Linked DNA regions of Mus musculus: region 2 is linked to region 1. A link is a loop called in an ENCODE intact Hi-C map of the cell type or tissue named here. Cell type or tissue: gastrocnemius. All regions are shown on one strand. Links, peaks and the distances in the headings refer to the core of each region. The heading gives the core; the rest is flanking DNA.

Evidence for each region. Peaks named below come from ENCODE experiments on the same cell type or tissue, not always from the same donor. Only the 100,000 strongest peaks of a DNase experiment are listed, where the experiment ranks them.
Region 2: it touches region 1 in a loop (2.4-fold over the local background); 3 of 42 quality-filtered maps call a loop at or near these places.

What each region holds. Positions count from the first base shown.
Region 1 is chr4:155,463,689-155,473,981 of GRCm38, forward strand. Cfap74 (cilia and flagella associated protein 74) reads left to right here. Exons shown (of 39, transcript NM_001368738.1): 33 at 156-311; 34 at 894-1,023; 35 at 1,222-1,376; 36 at 1,605-1,737; 37 at 2,023-2,153; 38 at 2,374-2,508; 39 at 2,616-3,135. The coding sequence ends at 2,717. Tmem52 (transmembrane protein 52) reads left to right here and starts at 5,426. Exons shown (of 5, transcript NM_001253856.1): 1 at 5,426-5,522; 2 at 5,615-5,658; 3 at 5,774-5,815; 4 at 6,301-6,479; 5 at 6,583-7,170. The coding sequence starts at 5,457. The coding sequence ends at 6,842. In gastrocnemius, for the core only: no CTCF peak of the experiment used is centred there; DNase peaks (open chromatin) are centred at 5,488, 6,054 and 9,375; H3K4me3 peaks cover 4,149 bases; H3K27ac peaks cover 7,557 bases.
Region 2 is chr4:155,404,700-155,414,992 of GRCm38, forward strand. Cfap74 (cilia and flagella associated protein 74) reads left to right here and starts at 4,541. Exons shown (of 39, transcript NM_001368738.1): 1 at 4,541-4,871. It overlaps 5830444B04Rik (RIKEN cDNA 5830444B04 gene), which reads right to left. Exons shown (of 3, transcript NR_102284.1): 2 at 10,022-10,179. In gastrocnemius, for the core only: a CTCF peak has its summit at 4,225; DNase peaks (open chromatin) are centred at 4,490 and 4,955; H3K4me3 peaks cover 1,226 bases; H3K27ac peaks cover 1,409 bases.

The DNA of each region.
Region 1 (10,293 bases), core at 1,428-9,427:
GGCCTGAAAGCAGCCTGTGCGCCAGACTCCAGCTCTTGCCAACAAGTCTGGAGGCAGAGATCTCCAGGCTATCTCTGTTGCACAATGCTTCCAGCCAGCCGCTCATGAGTAGAGCTCCCACATTTGCTCTTTGCTAAAGGACATGATCTCCTTAGGCTCAAGAAACTCTGGACATCATCACCAAGAGAGGCACTCTCAGTCTCACCCTCTTTGGCATGGGTGTGGCGTCCATGATTACGTGCTCCATTGACGGCAACATCCTCAACATGGGCTACGTGCTTGCCAGAGAATCTGTCTCAACAAATTTTAAGGTGAATTAACCCTTTGTCTTGGCCCAGCTTCCTGGAAAAGGATTGTTTTTTGGAGGTAATGAACTCTGCACTTGGAAGCACCCAGCTGGTTGGGGAATCACACTGGAGTCACAGACTGTCTCCCTCAAATGCTCTGTTCCCAAGAGGCTGTCATTTCTAGTGCTTCTCAAAGAGGGTATCAAGGAAGGGGAAGAGATCAGATGAGGATACAGTTCAGTCAACAGCTGACGGGCACAGAGCTGGCCACACAGCTGGGCAGGGAAGCAGGCTGCCAGCCAGCCTTAGGAAAGGAGCAGGGTGAGGGGAGTGACCAAATACCAAGAGTCCCAAACACTGATGTTGTGGTTCCTGTTAGCAATGCCACCTAGTCCTGAGCAGTGATCCGGCAGCTGGCAGCCTGGTCACCGGCACTGGGGCAGCCCACGGTAAGCTGGTCAGGTGACATCTTGCTCATTGTGGTTCCTGTTAGCAATGCCACCTAGTCCTGAGCAGTGATCCGGCAGCTGGCAGCCTGGTCACCGGCACTGGGGCAGCCAACGGCACGCTGGTCAGGTGACATCAGGTGACATCTTGCTCTTACAGCTTCAGAATGAGTCCTCGCTTCCCATCAAGTTCTGGGTGCGTCTGGAGAGCCTCTCCAGAAAGAAGGCTGAGGCCCACCAGCAGCTGCCAAAGTTCATTACCTCCCATGAGCAGAGGGCAGAAATAGTTGGTGAGCTAACTAACACACTGCCAGGAACCACAGGGGTACAGCTCCACGAGGAGATGCGGGCTAGGGAATGAGGGTGGTGTTTGGAGTGGAGGGGGTCAAGACAGTTTATGGAGAGGCTGGGCAGAGGGGGAATCGGAGGGGTCTGAGCTCAGTGAAGGAGGATGGTAGTGTTGACCGTAGCTGCTGTCCCACCCACAGGCACACAGAACTACAATGGCCAGAGTGTGTTCAGTATCGTCCCAGTTGAGGGCCTCATGTTCCCTGGGAAGGCTCAAGAGTTTACTGTCACCTTCAGTCCGGACCACGAGAGCCTCTTCTTCTCTGACCTGCTCAAAGTGGTGCTCTTTGAAAAGGTGGAACTCAGAGCTGGGCCCCCAGAGATCCCACCCCAGCCTGGGAGGGGTCCATACGAGTCCCTCATCTGGTCCTTCTTGGCAGCTTCTATTATCTGGCCCTTTATGTTGGGGGCTGCCAGTTAGAGAACAGCATCCCTGGTTCTCCAGGACCCACCCATGCCTCAAGCAGCCTCAGTTCTCAATTGTCAAGCTTCAGGGCAGGCTGCTATACTTCTTGTCCCCCAGAAAGTCTCCCACCAGATCCTCTTGAAGGGTGCTGCCCGAGAGCACATGATGTTTGTGGAGGGAGGAGACCCACTGGATGTGCCTGTGGAGTCCCTGGCAGTAGTCACTGCTTTTGACACAGAGCATAAAGAAGGTGAGCCCCCACCGTGTGATTTCTGGCTCGGAGAAAAGGGGGGCAGGGGTAACTTACCTTAGAGATTAGTGACAAGGCCCGCCAGCTAGTGGGCATAATGAGGCCCAGTGGACAAGGGCAGATAGAATTGCGGACCATCAACCCCAGAGCCAAGAGGACTGCTCTGAAGGGTGCCAGGGCTCCAGGTTCACCCTCCACCTCTGTGGTGCCACCCTGAACAATTCCTCTCACCCTCAGGCCATACCCTTCCTCTAGACACTTTTCAGCTAGATTCTCCCTCTCCAGAAGCTGAGGAGCTAAAGCCCATCCTGGTGACCTTGAACTATGTCCAGCTGGACACAGACACAACAACCTCCCCTGCCACCCGAGAGCTACAAGTGGGCTGTATCCGGACCACACAGCCATCACCAAGGAGGGTGAGCACAACTCTAGCTCGAGTTAAACCCCAGAAGCCTCCCCTGGCCTTGTACCTCACTGGCCTCATATAGGATTTTTGCAGCAGATGTGGGGTGGCGACTTCCCCACCCCTGGTGAGAGTTCGGGGATAGGTAAAGCCGGGGCCCCCTCACCCCTTTAGTCCTACTACTCCTGGGAGTCCCTGACCCTCTAACCTCCAGTAGTATCAATGCCTCACAGACTGTGGAGTTCAGCCTGGATGGTGTATCATGGCTTCAGCACAAGGGCTTCTCCATTGAGCCCTCCAGGGGTTCTGTGGAGCGTGGCCAGACTAAGACCATCAACATCTCCTGGGTACCACCTGCTGACTTTGATGTAGGTGTTGGGACCCCAGGCCGGGCAGGGAGGGGTAGCTATGACAGACCTGTGAGCTGAAGTAGAACAGATTTGTCTGGAAAGTCTAAGGATTCTTCTTCTTCCAGCCAGACCACCCACTCATGGTGTCAACCCTGCTGCAGCTCCGGGGAGACGTAAAGGAAACCTACAAAGTCACCTTTGTAGCCCACGTGGTCACTGGGCTTTGAGGACACAGGAAACTGCAGAGCCTCCTGAACTCTCCTATCCACTCTTGAACCCCTTCCCAAGCTGTGGGCCAAGGCAACCCATTCCCCTAGGCCTGGGCCCTGGCCATCCCCTGCTGGAAAGGTTCAAGTGAACAGTCCCAGAGCCAGAGCTTCCAGCCCTACAGACATAGCTAATTCCTTCTGCCCTGTGAGCAGTCTAAGACCACACGCACGCACACACACATACACACACACACACACACACACACACACACACACACACCAAGAAATACTAATCCATCCAACTCAACACACACACACAGCCTGCTCCTAGATGCACCACTCCCACCCACAGATCCCAAACCCACCAGCACCTCCCCAGACTTCGGAGATCCCAGGAGATCTCAACATAGGCCTATCAATAAACTCTGAGAACCAACATGTGGGCCTGCAGTGTGGGGCCTAAGCACCGAATGAGGTGGATGGGGACCCTGAAAGAAGTCTGACCCATACCCACCCCCCTCACATAACCCAACCCATAAAACAGTGTTCTGGCCAGTACAAGCCTCCCAGAGGGTGGGATCGTGCCAGATAACTATAGGGAGTTCACCCTGCCCCAAACCCTGGAAGACCCCTCTAGATCCGTATCACTGAGGGTAACAGTAGGCAGCGTAGGAAGCTGGGGGTTGCAGAGCCAGGGTTGAGCCTGGTTTAGACCTGGAAAGGTACAGGGGCGAGTAAGAGGGGGACAAGAGGTTCCAAAGTCCAGAAAGGTCCCTTAAGCCTCTCAACTCCTCCCAAGTCTCGGGAACCCAGATGCTCCCAAGCAAGGTGTGAGCCCGGTGTAAAGCGGGGCCCGGCCCGTGAGTCTGAGCTCAGAGTTCTCCGAAAAGGATGGATTTTGCTTTCTGCACCCCATTCCATCACCGCACGAGCTCTTCCCTCTGAAGTACAGCTTGTTGAAAGCTTTCTCTCGGAGCACATCCAGCCTGCCTGCCTGCCTGCCTGCCTTGCCTGCCTGTGCAGCATACGAACTTTGCCACCCAGTGGGGACAAGCTACTGAGAGAGCCTTCCCAGCCCTCCTGGGCCCGGCAGGGCAATGGGGGTGATGACATCTATCTGGGTCACTGTACTCATGAAAGCCCTTAGTGCCCCTGATGCCTTATACCCTGTCATGGCCCTTAACTGAGCCAGCCATTTTGCAGGAATCCTGCTCATCGACCTTGTAGGTAGCAGGCCCAGGCCTTTGGCTTCCCTGACGGTAGCTGACCACTTCTCAAACCCTTGACATGATTCCAGACCAGATGAGTGGACAAATCTAGAGAAGGCACTACCCTAGGCAGGCCACTTCCTTCTGATCCCAGACCAATATAACCCAGGTCCTCTGCAAGAGCAGATCCTTCCCTTTTCTGGACTCCAGACTTGGGTCCCAGCCTCGCACTGCACTTTTGACATCTACTCTTCCTATTGCTGGCCCTACGGTACCAAGCACAGCCACGACACAGCAAAGGACAGAAACAGCATGGGAACTAAGCTCATTGACCTGGCAGAGAGGGTCTTTGAGAGGCAAGGCACAGGTCTCAAGTGCATAGGACAGCTGTAGAACTCCTACCCACTGAGGGAAAAGCCAAAGATACATGCAGGTATGTGCACAGTGAAGAAATGAAGGCAGGACAGAGGGCTGGTACACCTCCTATCCTCCCTTAGCCAGCCTGGTTGTGCTGACCACCTGCTGCAATTTGATCACTAGTGTTCTAATAGCCCCTAGTAGTGGGGGGCAGAGCAGCCGGCCCAGCTCTTAGCCTGGAGGGAGGACTATTAAGGAGATTCCCCCGAGAAGCAGCAGCCACTTCCGGAGAAGAAGCAGGCATTCCAGGTTGAGCAAGGAGTGGTCAACGAATGCGATCTTTAAAGCCAAATGTTTTTTTTTGGAAAGTGGTCTGTCTGCAGTGGTTTAGTAGTCCAGAGCCAGGGGCCAAATGGGCCATTCCCCGGAGGTATCCCTACAGAGGATCCATAGCAAAGGTCCTTGAATGATGACCTAGAAGGCCCAGCACGGGCTGGAGAGATGGCTCAGTGGGTAAGAGCACTGACTGTTCTTCCAGAGGTCCTGAGTTCAAATCCCTGCAACCACACTGTGGCTCACAACCATCATAATGATATCTGATGCCCTCCCTCTCCTGGAGTGTCAGAAGGCAGCTACAGTGTACTTACATGTAATAAATAAATAAATAAATGGAAGGCCCAGCATATTAATGGTGTAGATCCCCACCCCTTTTTAACCTAGCCAATTGTGAAGTGTGAGGGTGGATTCTACTTTTCCCGAGAGGCCACAACCCAGTGCAGTCCTGACCACAAGTTTCAGGAGACCTGGTTTGGGGATGGGGATGGGGAAAATAGGAGATACAGGTGGCTGGCTGAGGCATCAGTCAGATATATGACGGACAGACCCATGTCCCATGCCCAGAGAGAATACTGCTCTATTCCCTCTTAGGGCTCCCACTGAAAGATCTTGATCCTTGATGACACAGAGGGAAAGGTGTGTGTGTGTGTGTGTGTGTGTGTGTGTGTGTGTGTGAGCGCGCGTGCAAGTGCTCTCAAACTTCTACTAGAAAAAAAAAGAGCAACAAAAAACGGAGAGCAAGGAGGGACGCATACCAAGGTGGGCGTGACCCTGGACCTTCAGCTGACAAGGCCCAGGGGCGGGGCCTCATAAAGCTGAGCCGGTGTTGGACTGAGTTTCGCTCTGTCTAAGGAACATGGCCCCGGGGCCGTCAGCCACACAGGGGATCCTGCTGCTGCTGCCTCTCCTGCCTCTGTCCCAGGTGGGTTGGGCCTCATTCGCAGCGGGTTTAAGGCAAGAGGGGCGGCCCTGAGTTCGGTCCCGCCCTGCTCAGGCTCACCCTTGTCCCTACAGGTGACGCTGGGTTCCGCGGACCGCAACTGTGACCCCTCGGATCAGTAAGTAGCTGGGGGCCAAGGGGAGAGGCAGAACTTGGACCGTGCTGGGAAAGGCTGGAGCGGTGGAGTGAGCTAGCAGATACCTCACCTGCTTCAGGTGCCGCTGTCCCCGCAGGTGCCCGCCCCAGGCCCGCTGGAGCAGCCTATGGCATGTGGGGTAAGTGGAATCCACCATGCCAACCCTCTGGTCCAACAGTTCCTCTGAAGTTAGACCATGGCTAGGACCTCCACAATCCCTTCTGCCTCACCTGCTGCATCTGCTGCCCCCAACTCCCTCGACGCTGTCTGAAGAGCCCTTGAGCCCTAGGCAGCCTTGGAAACCAGACCCGATTATCCTCAGCAGAAGGCACAAGGACTGTGCAGTTGCCTGGGGACAGTGTGTCCTGGGAGTGAACCCAAGGCCATCCCTGGCCAGCACTGGAGAGCCAAGCTAGGACTGGCCCCAGCTGGAAGAGACCAGTGCAGGCGGCTCCTCGGGCCTGAATCCAGCTGAGGAAGTGTCTGGCATGGAAAGACTTCTCTTACTTTCTTTTCACCTGCCGGTTATCCTGTTTTGGGTAGTTAGGCATGACTGGCCCCCGAGTGCAGGTGCCCAGTAACAGGAGGCCAGTCCCGCGGTAGATCCTTGCTCTTCCTTACCAGGCTCATCCTGCTCGCCATACTCCTGATGCTTTTGTGTGGGGTCACAGCCAGCTGTGTACGATTCTGCTGCCTCAGGAAGCAGACGCACACCCAGTCACACACGCCAGCGGCGTGGCAGCCCTGTGACGGGACAGTCATCCCAGTGGACAGTGATAGCCCCGCACACAGCACTGTGACCTGTGAGTGTCTGGAACCCACTAGCCTGCATGGGGGCTTGGGGGCTGAGGACACCGTGGGGTGAATGCCAAGCCATCTTGATAAACCCACTCTTGTTCCCTGCAGCCTACAGTTCCGTGCAGTACCCACTGGGCATGCGGCTGCCCCTGTACTTTGGAGAGCCAGACCCTGACTCCATGGTCCCTCCCACCTACAGCCTCTATGCGTCTGAGCTGCCACCCTCCTACGATGAAGTTGTGAAGATGATAAAAGCCAGGGAGGAAGTGGCAGCTCCCTCTGAGAAAACCAACTCTCTGCCTGAGGCCTTGGAGCCAGAGACCACTGGAGGGCCCCAGGAGCCAGGCCCCAGTGCCCAGCGGCCCTAGTCAAGCCCGCTTGAAAAGGGTGGGAGTTCTCTCTTCTGGAGCCATTAAACCATTGCCTGGATTCCTGGCACTTAGGACCAAGGAGCCCCACCTGTGTCATCCTTCCCCTGGGAAGGCCAGCCATCCAGCACATTGCTGCGGACGCGGCCTCGTTGCTATGCAATGCCTGGCCAGCCAGCCTGCCCCTGTATTGGCCCCTCTTCTTCACCCTTCCCATCCATCCGGGGCCCAGCAGGCCCTCATCCCGGAGGAGCCTGGATCTTGGGAGCTCAAACCCCACTGGCATGCCAGCCCTTTGAGGGGAAAATAAAGTTTACGTAAACATGTTCTCGGTCTTTGCGGAAAGGGTTCTAGTGCCCCCGCCAAGGGTGTCCAGCAGGCCTTGGGTAGCCACCCCAGGGTAAACAGACAGGATTGGGGTGGGGGGTGTCCATCTGCTCTTCCTGCTGGCGTTTAGAGCCCACATCTGGACAGTGGGAAGGGCCAGAGGTCAGAGAAAAATGATCTTCAACTTCAGAGTGTGCCCACATTCCCTTACCCAGGCCCACCTCTTCCCTCCAGGTTGGGTCGGAGAGAAACCCACACTCAATCCCCATCCCTGTCAGTCTCCTTGGGTCAGCCTCCATTTTCCCGAGGGTCTCACACACATTCATCAGTGCACGTCTGCCAAGGCTTCACGCTCGGCCACCACCTTCCGGTACCTTTATGAACTCCTCATTTATTGAGGCACCACCAACCTCCAGGCCCAAGGTCCTCCATGAAGATGTCTCAGTCTATCCCTTGCTGTTCTTGTCAGAGCTGCCCTCAGTTTACCCTCCTAATCCTGGGTTTTCTCGTAGTAAATCCCCCAGGAAGCCATCACAGTTAAAGAACCCTTTGTCTGCAGAGTCTTACTGTCCCAAGAATCAAGTTAGGGCTCCCAGGTCCACCCTTCCTTCTCTAGCTGCATCTCTCCCCACTCGTGTGCACAGGTGACCACAGACCTGGACTGTACCCACACCCCACACCCTGCCAGCCCCGTCCACATCCCGCATAGGCCAGGTCGCTCTTGGTGAAGTCAATGCCTTGCAGGCTCATTCGCTGTCCCCACTCCTCACCTTCCCCTGGCTCTCCTTATGGAACATCTCAAAGACACGCCCGTATCCCTTAATCTACTCAGCTGCCAAGCATTCAGTCTGTAGGGATACCTGGCTTCTCCAGGAGCTCCTCATTGCCCACCTGTCCAGGAGAGGGTAGGAAGTAACCTACCTTCTACTTGGCTATCCTTCAGGGCATACAGTTAAAAAGGAGACCCTAGTGGAGAGAAGATGTTTAAGAACAAGCTTCACAGTGGATGTAATCCTGACAGAGGCAAGAATACCTCAGGGGAAGGGTGGCACAGTCGTGAGGGCCAGATGAAGGCTGTCGGGCACACAAGAGCCAGGGCACAGGCCAGCCTTGTGAGGTAGCATCAGGGACTAAAAAACAAACAAAAAAACAAAAAACAAACAAACAAAAAAAACAAAAAAACTATGTAACAAACCCTAGGGCCAAAGCATTCAACCATCCTTTCACACCCTTGCAGAAGCAGGTCCCTATGAAAGCCTTCAGCAAGGGGTGGTTTTCCCACACCAGGAGGAGGGAAGTGCTGCCAGGGAAAGTCTTCCCTAGGCTTTCAAAGCCCCTCCTTAGGCTCCCAAATGGCCCTCACACCTTGGGTGCATTCTCTGCCTGCAGGCTCTGCCCGAATCCCCTCCCCTACCCACCCGGCCGGTTCTCCAGAGGTTCCATCAGATACTGAAACTACCTTACCATGTGCCCTAGATGACCAAAGAAGAAAATGAGGTGACTCCAGGCTGCTTGGGGCAGAGCATGCTGGACCGCCGGGCTAGCCATGTCTTAACTGGGCTCAACTACCTAGGGTTTCCAGGATACAGATTCCAAAATCCTTTTAGGGTTAGAAAATCCTGCGAGTCCTCTTTCAGGATAGGCTCAGTCCTTCCCTAAAGGGCCACTTCCTGAACCTTCTCAGCTTGGGCATTCACTCACCCTGAAGATGAGTGTGCTAAGGGCCAGTGGCAAAGGGACAGAGAAGGACCAGCCAATGCCAGATCCTTGCATGGACTGTTGTTCCCATCTCATAATCCAACTCTATGTCCCCACAGACGTGAACACACACACACACACTGCCACACACACACACACACACACACACACACACACAAATAATAAACAAATAAATATAAATGTGATAATTTTTTGAGTCCAGGGCTGGGGAGATGGCCCAGTAGATTAAAAGCACCTAGGTTCTGCTGCAGGGACCCTCATTAAAGGCTGTGATCACTTATTTGGGAAACTTCTTGTAAAAGGCCCAGCCCAACTGGCTAGTTTCCCATTTGCTTTTGTCTAGCTGGACCCACATACAGACTCAGTGCCAATCCCACAGCCAAGACTTGGCAAACACTCTATAAAGGTAGAAGGTCTGAGCAAGTGCCTTAAGGATCCTGGCTACCATGCACAGATGGGACTGAAGGTCCCCAGTTTAGAGCAGAAACATGGGCACAGCCTGTGGCCTGGCAGGTGAACCTGGGGCAAGCCAGCACTGTGAGACTGGCAGGTTGCCTCCAGGCAGTTGGGGGCTATTCTGGGGTTTCTTGGGAAACCTGACCTCCCATCCGCTCAGAACAGCAAAGCCAACTCCCTAGGAAGTAGCAAGGTGCCACAGAAACACTCAAATACTCTGCGCCCACTTACACATTTGTATTTTTTTCAGACGTGCACCAGCTCTCCTCTTATCTGAGGGTAGCAAACCACCAGGCAGTGGTGCTGGCCCCCCAACACCAGAGTAGGGGGTCCTTCCTGCTCCCATCCAGGCAGAAGCAGAAAGCCTGCTTGGGAGAGAGTGAGGCACTCAGAGGTTTATGCTTGCAGATCTCAGACGCTGTGCACTGAGAGGCTCCTCTCATCCCTAGCTGGCTGGCTGCCAAGATTACTCATGACCTTGGCCCACCTGTCCCATGCCTGTCTGATGACTCTAAGCATGTGTGGCACTCAGTGTCCTCCGACAGCCCAGTCCTCTGCCTGCCAGGACACCCAGGGTCGCAGGTGCTCCCTGTTCTCAGCAGGCCAATTGCAGAGGCTAAAGGCTTGTGTGCCTTCATCGGAGGCCCCTGCAGCAGATCCTAGGCACTCTTTATCCACTGAGTCGTCTCTCAGCCCCGAACTTAAAAACTTAAAGAGAGAAATTATCACATTTTTATGTGTTTGCGTGCGCGCAGCATGGCGGGCCTGTCTCCCAGGTGTAGTCAGGATATGGACTGTGGGAGGCCAGCTCTGTATTTAATGTGGTGAGAGGGTCATCCTATGCCTTCATCCTGGCTGTCATCTGTGCTTGTTTTCCCCCAGGGTTGGGGGCTGTGATGGTTTGTATAGCTTGGGCCCCGGAGTAAACAATAGGAGGTGTGGCCCTGTT
Region 2 (10,293 bases), core at 1,039-9,038, 59 kb before region 1:
ATCATGGTGTTTTGTTATGGCAACATGAAAATAATTAAGATAGGCTCCCTCGCCCACTTACCATCTCCAAGATGACCTGATGCCCAATAACTGAGAACTGTTACTGCTTTGTGTGTTTTGTTCAGTTTTTAAAAGTTGTTCCAGATAGGAGGAAAGTAACAGAAATTTCCCTTTATTTTTTCATGTATTTATTTGTATGTTTTGCAGCACAGAAGGTTGCTCTCTAGGGCCCTACACAGGCTATATATGATTGCTGCACAACAAGTTACACTGCCTATCCATCTTCATTTTCTTTTAAAATTTATTTTAGGGGCTAGAGATATGGTTCAGCACTTAGGAGCATTTGTTGCTCTTACAAAAATCCTGGATTCAGTTCCCAGGGCCCACATGGTGGCTTACAGACATCTGTGACTCCAGTTTTAGGCGATCTGATACCATCTTCTCACTTCTGAAGGCACCAGGCATGCATGTAGCACACGTATGTACGTACAGGCAAAACACTCACTCATACACACAACATAAAAATTATAAATGTAAAGATAAATTTATTTTTCCTTAATAATTTTATTTTTAAGTGTGTGTGTGTGTGTGTGTGTGTGTGTGAGAGAGAGAGAGAGAGAGTGTTCAGGCTCCTTCGGAGCCCAGAAGAAGGCATCAGATCTCCTGGAGCTGGAATTACAGAGGGTTTTGAGCCACTGACTTGGGTGTTGGGAACGTAACTGTGGTCCTCTGGTAGAGCAGCAAGTGCTCTTAACCTCTGAGACATCTCTATAGCCCTTCATTTTTTTTTAACTTGTAATGTTTATTTATACATATGAGTGTATGTCTGTGTGTGCATATGCCATGTGTATGTAGGTGCCTTCAGAGACCAGAGGGTGTGTCCACACCTGTTGCTAAAGTTACAGGCAGCTGTAAGCTGCCCAGTGTAAGTGCTGAGTGTGAACCAAACTTAGGTTTTCTGAGAAAACACTCATAACCTCTGAGTGTGCGCACGCACACACACACACACACACACACACGCACACACGCACGCACGCACACACACACACACACGCACGCACACACACGCACGCACACACACACACTCACACACACACTCACACACACACACACACACACACACACACACACACACACACACACACACTTTTTTTTTCAAGACAGGGTTTCTCTGTAGCCCTGGCTGTCCTGGAACTCACTTGTAGACCAGGCTGGCCTCAAACTCAGAAATCTGCCTGCCTTTGCCTCCTAAGTGCTGGGATAAAAGGCGTGCGCCACCATGCCCAGCACACACACACTTTTTAAATTTATGCTTTTTGAGACAGGGTCTCATGAAGCCCAGGATGTCCTTAAACTCACTATGTAATTAAGCATAATGCAGAACTCTGATCCTCCTGTCTGTCTCCCAAGTGCTGGGATTAATGGTGAGTGCCACCATGCCTGTTTTATGCAGTGTTAGTGATTTAACAGAGGGTCTTGTGCATGCTAGGCAAGCACTCTGTCAACTGAGCTACACCGTTTGCCTAACTATTATTTTTTAAACAAAAACAACTTTACTGCCAGTGGTTTGCATTCCATAACATTGTGTTCATTTTCAACAGTCAGCTTCCCAGGGCATAGGTCGTTAGGTTATTGGTGAGCCTGTCAGTCAGTCTGTCTTTTGCTTGTTCTCCTCGGTGTTTTCGGATGTCTCTCCCTTGGAGTGTGGCTCCGTTTCTCTTGGTGCACTCTGTAAAACTGGGCCTTTCCTTTGGTTGTTTTAAGGAGTTTTTATTTATGTCTTATTTCTATCTGTTTGTGTCTTAGTTAGGGTTTTACTGCCGTGAACAGACACCATGACCAAGGCAAGTCTTATAAAGGATATTTAATTGGGGCTGGCTTACTGGTTCAGAGGTTCAGTCCATCATCATCAAGGTGGGAGCAGGGCAGCATCCAGGCAAGCATGGTGCAGGCATCGATGAAAGTTCTACATCTTCATCTGAGGGCTGCTAGTGAGCTAGAAGCTATGAGTAGGGTCTTAAAGCCCACGCCCAAAAAGACACACTTACTCCAACAAGGCCACACTCCCTGAGCCAGGCACATACAAACCATCACAGTTTGTTTATTTTGTGTTGGTGTGACATTTCCTGATTTATTTGCCTTGATACTTGTAAAACTCCTTGGCTATCACATTGCTTTCCCAGTTTCTCAGGTCAAATAAACACCCTGCTCTTTGTGGTGATGTGTGAATCGCTCCAGTTTGATCTGGTCGGTTGGGGTGTGGGAGTTCAGTACAAGTCAGCAGCCCCGTGGATTTTATTTATTAGTTGTCTAGAGAATATTTCGATGCTTATTGGCCTCATGGCAACCAGGAGAGGAGCTAAAATAAGGCACCAAAGGGAATCTTGTTACCCCTGGGCAGAAACCTCTACTGTGTCTTCGTGAACATTTTGGGGTGCTATCTCTTCCTAGTAAGGCAGGAGTTACCTTGGAATGCTCTGAAGTCATTTCAGAGTCTGGACAGCCGTACACTCAAGGACACAAGGGTGTCAGTGAGTGCCCACCGCACAGGCCCAGGTACTGTCCACAGGTTAGGACTGTGGCCTAGTTTTGGTAAAGCCTGTTCAATAGCCTACTCGGGCTTTGCTTGTCTTTTGCTTTCGCTGTGAGAGATCAGGCTCCTACCAACTACCAAGACAACACCTGATTTCACAGCAGTGTTAGCATCCTACTGACCTCCAACTTTTCATGATCCCTCTGTAGGGTATTAATACAACTGAATTACAGGTGGAGTGGAATTACCACTCCAATTTGTTGCTGGTAAAAGTCTCACAGATGAGCTGCTTCCTTAAGACAAGGAATTCACATGCTGCTTAGGCAGGGCTCCTCGTTGCCAAACAGACAGTGAGTAACCCATTTCCAAATCCCCTGCAGTCATCTCTCTCAGACCATTTCTTGCACCAATGGTGTCAGCCCATGTCCTCTAGTTCAAAGTCGTGGGATAGAACTAGGTACACCAGAAATTTAGTAGGCATCTTGGATTGATTAGCAGAGGAAAAAGAATTGAACTGAGAGGGGCTGGAGAGATCGAAGAAGGAAGAAGATGAAGAAGAAGGAGAAGAAGGAGAAGGAGAAGAAGAAGAAAAGGAGGAGGAAAGAAGGAGGAGGAGGAGGAGGAGGAGGAGGAGGAGGAGGAGAAGAAGAAGAAGAAGAAGAAGAAGAAGAAGAAGAAGAAGAAGAAGAAGAAGAAGAAGAAGAAGAAGAAGAAGAAGAAGAATTGAACTGAGAAATCCTTTGGTTCTTGATTCCCAACTGGCATATTGAGATAAAAGTGGAAGGGAGCCGGGCATGGTAGCATACGCCTTTAATCCCAGCACTTGGGAGGCAGAGGCAGGTGGATTTCTGAGTTCGAGGCCAGCCTGGTCTACAGAGTGAGTTCCAGGACAGCCAGGGCTGCACAGAGAAACCCTGTCTCAAAAAACAAAACAAAACAAAAAAAGTGGAAGGGAGGCAAACCTAATGTATACCTGACAGGCTTGGCCAGCCTAACAGAGGAGTATAGTATACCCCAGAGAAAATTACATGTGTTAGTCAGAGTTTTGTCCCTGTAAACAAATATTTGAGGCAACGTGAAAGAGAAGACCAATTTATTCACTTATTTTACTATAGTGGGGATTATACTTCATACCACAAATATTAGTATTGGATATGGTTACTTCACAACCCTCTCTGCTCAGCCATATACCAGGGTCAACCCAGAGTAGGAGGCCCAGTTCACATTCTCCCTCAGCTAAAGGTTACAAACCAACTGGCTATCTTTCCCAAATTGCTTTACTAGGACATCCGGCTTCCATACACAAAGCTCTAAACTTATAGAACACCTGGGTTCGATCCCCAGCCACACACACACCTATACAGTATTGCAGTGGTATTTCACAGGCAAAGTATCTGAAGGGAGTGCAGAGGTACCCCCCACCAATCTCCACTGACATTTCCACAGGCTCTGTATTATTTTGAGGACTTCTTAACGCTGAAGGTTCTCCATCTCCAAGACAAAACTACAGGAGTTGCCAGTCATCCCTGCGACTCTGAGGAAAGGGAACATGTCCTGTCCACTGTTGAGCCCACCTCCTGCCCGGACTAGTGACCACGCCAACTTAAACGACCAAAAACAATCCAAAGAGTCCTGTGAGTTATCCAGAGGAGTCAGATGTCACCACCTAGAGGGCACAACACAGGCTGCAAAGCCCTGGGAGAGCCAGAATTCAGATCCAAGAGACGCAGGAGATCCTAACTTCTGCGTAAATGGTCTTTTAAGTAAGCAGTTGACCCAAGTTTCAACTGGCTTTAGACAAGTTCTCGAGCACCTGCCCCAGTCTCCAGGAGAATCGTCTGGGCAACAGTCAGCTTTGACTCTGCCCTCCGCGATGCTCGTCCCACTTTACCCCCGCTGTTGCACTACGCCTGCGCACAAGCTCTCCCTCCGCAGCCTCAGCCCCGCCCGCTACCCCAAAGCAGCCTTCCGTTGCCATGGAGCTGCGCGCCCAAACTACGCAGCCTCAGACCCACGGTGGCTGGGGGCAGTCGGGCCGTTAAGAGGCCATGGTCTAGCGGCTTAAGGAACTGATTCTGCGGGGGCCAGTGCTGAGGAACCGTCGCCGAGGATCTGTTTCTGGGAGGCGACCTAGTTACTGGACCACTTTCTAGGGGTCATTTGTGAGGAGCTGTTGCTAAGGGGCAGTCGCCAGGGACCATTCTTGAGAGGTTGTTGCTGCTGAGGGACCACCACCGAGGAGCCGTTCCTGAGGAGGTTTGCCAACAGTGCAGCCCACTCTTGGGGGACCTTTGCTGAAGTCTCATCGCTGAGGGACATCACTGGGCTGCCCAGAGAGGTGGGTACTGGCGACTTCAGCCTTGGGGCTGCACTGAGGATGCGCTGAACAAGGGGTAACTTTTCTGCGTGGACACGTGGCGGTGAGTCACGTGGTTACCACAGCCTATGAAGCGTCAGCATCAATCCTGCTGGTGAAGAGCCAGGCATCAGTCTGAGAGCTGAAAGTAAGAGTCACCTCCCGCTGTTCCAGCCTGGCTTTAAATACAAAACCCTTCATTGCAAGTGGATAGGCCTCCTTAGCTTGATTTTTCCATAAAATGACTCCCTTATCTGGGTAAAAATGCTTAGCAAAATACACCCTGAATGAAGGTGTGCTGTGGGCCAAGTAATGAGTGGACTAGTAAGTAATGTGAGCTAGGTAATGAGTAGACTGCTCAGGTATTCATTGATGAATATTGTCTTCAAACAAATGATGCCTACCTTCTTGTGTACAATTTAAGAACTGATTATCAAACAATTTATCAAAAGCCCACCCAAGCCAATAAATAGAATCTTGTCTTCACCCATAACATAGTACCCTCCTCTCCTGGTTAACTATGAACAAACCCGTGATTCTCACTTCTCCTCGTGTGTAACCGCACACCTTTGCTTATCTTAGATTAGAAATTTATTCCTGAACAGTAGTTTTTGTTAATGGTTTGATTGGTTTTTGAGAAAGGGTTTTTCTGTATGGTCCTGGTTGTCCTGGAACTTGCTCTGCAGACCAGGCTGGCCTCAAACTCAGAGATGTACCTACGTCTGCTTCCCGAGTGCTGGGACTAAAAGGCCTGTGCCACCACACCCAGCTTGAAGCCCTCCCCTTCTTGTCTTTAAAATAAATAAGACGAGCTTCAAGACTGACAGAATACATTTCTGTTGTGTAAAGAATTCAAGTTGGAGCACTTTGTTATGGCAACCCTGGAAAACTCCTGTGACAAGTGAGAGTTTCTGCAGCCCTCTCTAAGGAGAGGGCTGTCCTCTCAGAAGAAAAGATAGAACAGGCAGTACAGTGGCCCCAGGGACACCCAACGTCCCAATCCTCCGAACCAGTAAAAACATAACGTTCCATGGCTAAGAGGAACTGAGGCGGCCCATCAGCTTCCTTTGAGATGGAAGAACTATCTTGGGTCATCTCATTGGAAGAGGGAGGCAGGAGAGATCACCAAAGGCTACGGCAGGTCGGGCTCAGCTAACACTGCAGATTTGAACACGTTAGATGAAGTCAGGTGCCAAGGGGCAAAGGCAGCTTTAGACAGAAAATGAAAAGCCAAGAAAGTAGACACACCCTCTCTGGTTTCCAAGAAGGTCACACAGCTTTGCTGATGCAGGACAACCAAGTCCTAATTCATAAGGACGAGCCTCAAGGTGCTGTGAGACTGAAAAGAAGAGAAAGACAAATCTAGGGTTATACCAAGTGCAGTTTGCTGCTAAGCGTTGGGGGACAGGAAGTATGTAAGTATGGGCCTGAATGTCAGCAGACCAAATGAACCCAAGTGTGAGTCAAAATCTTTGGGTCAAAATGAAGAGTGTATTTGTGGAGTAGAACGGAGAGCCAAACTTGCTGGGTGATAATGGCGCACACCTTCAATCACTTGGGAGGCAGAGGCAGGCCATCTCTGTGAGTTTGAGGCCAGCCTGGTGAGTGCCGGGGTTAAACTAAGAAACCCTATCTCAAAATAAAACCAGAGCAGACTCATTCTTTCTGTAATCTGCTTGTTTATCTTAAAATAATATCTATAGTGACAAATTGGGAGTTTTGGTTTCTTAAAAAAAAAAAAAAAAAACCACAGGAATAGCCGGGCGTGGTGGCACACTTGGGAGGCAGAGGCAGGTGGATTTCTGAGTTCAAGGCCAGCCTGGTCTACAGAGTGAGTTCCAGGACAGCCAGGGCTATACAGAGAAACTTTGTCTCGAAAAACAAAAAAAACCAAACCAAGTAAAAAAAAAAAACCCAAAAACCCACAGGAATATTTAAGAATATATTTTTGTCTTAATCCTAGGTGTGAGGTACGGGGCTGCTTCAGACTGCCCACCATAGCTGACTATGATTTGCCTCATGCTCTAGCAGGGGCGTGATTTTGCCAGCTGCATATGGTTTCTGTGAGTGTATGGGTGTCTGGAATTCTGGAGACTTTTCAGAGGGTATTATATAAATGCTAGAGCTCTGATAGGTGGGTTATTGTTGGGTTGTTGGTTGGTTTTGGCTGCTGTTGCTTGTTGGCTATTGTTGTCTGCTGTTAATTGTGGTTTGATAAGCAGGCCTACAGAAAGAAGAAAGAGCAAGAAATTAGATATCCTAACATGAAGCTCAAACTTGCCCCAAGGAACTCAGTGCCCCAGGCCAGCAGGAAGTAGTCTAATGATAGCACCGCCCCCTTTTCAGCCCCTGACTACATTCAGGGATCTCTTTCCTTTCTTCTCTATCCTTTCCTCTCCTATCTATTGTTAGGGGGTTGAACGGGTGGAGAAAAGAACCCACAAAGTAGCCAAAGACTGGCTACAAATATCAAAGCTGAATACCAGTGGCACAAATGTAATCCCCAGCTTTCAGGAGATTGAGATAGGAAGATTGTGGATTCGGGGCTATATTGAGATGCTGTCAAAAAAGGAAAAGCTCAACTGGGAAGTCAGGATGTCTCTGAAGCAGAATATGGCTATAAAGTCCCACATAAGACACCAATGATCTCATTGATTTATGCTATGCTGAGAAAAGAAAGAAAAAAAAAAACCAGCCAGGGCTATTTGTAGAACATCGTAAGTGTGACTCAAGATGGGAGTCCTTGTGTCCGGCTGGTTCCACACACACCTGTGGACACAGTGGCTCCATACCCTTGAGACCCAGATGCCAGGCCTCTGGAGTGGGGTTCTCAGCCTGCCTAACTCGGTGGGCCTTTAATACGGTTCCTCGATGCTGTGTTGACCCACAACCATAAAATTATTTTTGTTGCTACTTCATACTTATAACCATAATTTTACTACCACCATGAACCATAACATAAATATCTGATATGCAGCAATCGAAAGGGCCAAGACCCATGGGGTTGAGAACTACTGCTCTAAGAACAAGATAAATTTGCACTGTTTTAAGAATAATAGGGAAGCCGGGTGTGGCGGCGCACGCCTTTGATCCCAGCACCCGGGAGGCAGAGGCAGGTGGATTTCTGAGTTCGAGGCCAGCCTGGTCCACAGAGTGAGTTCCAGGACAGCCAGGGTTACACAGAGAAACCCTGTCTTGAAAACAAACAAAAGAATAATAGGGAAGGCAAAAGGTGTGTTCTTTTTTCTCTTCTTTTTTTTCTATAGAATGTTTAGCTCCTAATTAACACCCAAGCTTCAGTTCTTTAGATCTCATTCCACCTTGGAGCCGTGGAGCCTTGGAGCCCCTTTACTGTGTCCTGTCCTCACCAGTGCCTGCTAGATCTTCTTGCTCTTGTGCTCCAAAGTCTGACAAACACGTAGTGACAGATCACTGCAGCTCTGGTTTGCAGTTCCCTTATTCCAGACCATGTTGAACAACTTTCCTTTCTTCCTTTTCTTTCTCTTCTCTTCTCTTCTCTTCTCTTCTCTTCTCTTCTCTTCTCTTCTCTTCTCTTCTCTTCTCTTCTCTTCTCTTCTCTTCTCTTCTCTCTCTCTCTCTCTCTCTCTCTCTCTCTCTCTCCCCCTCCCTCTCCCTCCCTCCCTCCCTCCCTCCCTTCCTTCCTTCCTTTCTTTTTTTTTTTTTTTCCCCTTTGGTTTTTTCGAGACAGGGTTTCTCTGTATAGCCCTGGCTGTCCTGGAACTCGATCTGTAGACCAGGCTGGCCTCAAACTCAGAGATCCACCTGCCTCTGCCTCCTTAGTCCTGGGATTAAAGGCGTGCACCACCATCTCCCTGCTCAACATTTCTTAAGTTATAATCATGAGATAGTTTATTATTCAAATGAGGGCTCCATTGAATTACACTCGGAGAGCAGCTGTACACACAGGGATGCTGATGGATATTGGCTCCTGTGTGTGTTGGCTTTATGTCCCTCACTATAAAGCCCCTGGCATGAGGCTTCTGCCTGATGGTGACCCTTCTAAGTCATGGTCACCTCTGCCCCATAGCTTTTCTCCACGTCTCTTTAGGATAGCGGAAGTTTCAAGTACAAATAAATATAGGTGACTCTACCAGCATTTTCTCTCATACCTAGTATGTCTGGTGTCTTATTTAGGAACCTTGATGTCATCTCCCCTCTTGGCCACTGCCTCTGTGGTGGTTTCATTTTCATAAATGAGCTCTTAATCCACTGGAGCTGATTTTCCAGGAAAGGGTCCAGCTTCTTAACACGCCCTCTGAAATAAACCCGGCTCTGCTTCTGCTGGTGAGCAATCAGATTTTGTACTAAGTGGCCTCAGTCTTTAGCAACCAGTTCCTGGCCCTGTTTCTCTGTGCCTGGTACCATTGTAATTTTGTAACTTTAGAATAAATACCTGCAGACACCCCCCTCCCGCACTTATTCTCCTTCAATACTATTGTTCTTTGTTCTTCAACTTATATTTTAAAACTCACTGGCAAGCTTCTGACCTATTTTCCGCAAGCGGATGCACATGTACCGACTCTTGCTGAGACTCGGGTGCAGTTTAGAGAATCTAAAATTGACTTACTGACTAGGACATCTCCAGTGCCTGAACCTGAGAGTCTGTCCATTTGTTTGCTTGCTTGCATTTCCTTCCTTTTGCAATTTTTTTTTCTTACCGAAAAGTCCAGAATCGCATAAATAAAGGAGAAGGAGGCTGGGGAGATGGTTGAACTGTTAAGAACATTCATAGCTCTTGCAAAGAACTGAAGTTTAGTTTCTGGTGCCAATTTGAGGCCATTTACCTGTAACTCTAGTTGCAGGGAATCTGAAAACCTCCTTAGCCTTTTCGAGTACACACACACACACACACACACACACACACACACACACACACACACTTATAAGGAGAAGGATAATATGAAGTCTAAATTCCAACCACCCTTCATCAGCAAGATCAGTGCTGTCTTATTCCTGTTCCAACTGGGCTGACACATTGTGAAGATAACATTTTGGTCATACTCTCATCTCTCTTTGAAAATGTTACTACATACCTCTGTACTCTTAGCCAACTCACAAAGTCATTTCATCTCCCACAAAATTAACAGTTATTTCTTCATAAAATCCAATACCTGCTGCCAGTTTTCAGTAGCTACCCCAAGAATCTCATTCAGGGCTGTCTGCTTGAGCCGGAGCCAAACACGATCTTCACAAACATGCAGCTGGTTTGCCTTTGAAGACTTTGATCTGAGAGGCATCCCCACCTCTCCTCTTCCTCCGTGATGATTATCTGTCGAAGAAATTGGGTCATTTGATCCTTTTAGTACTTTTAAAATCTTTGTGTCTGTGACAGAGCACATGTGTGGTTAGAGAACAACTTGTGGGGGTCAGGTGTCTCCTACCA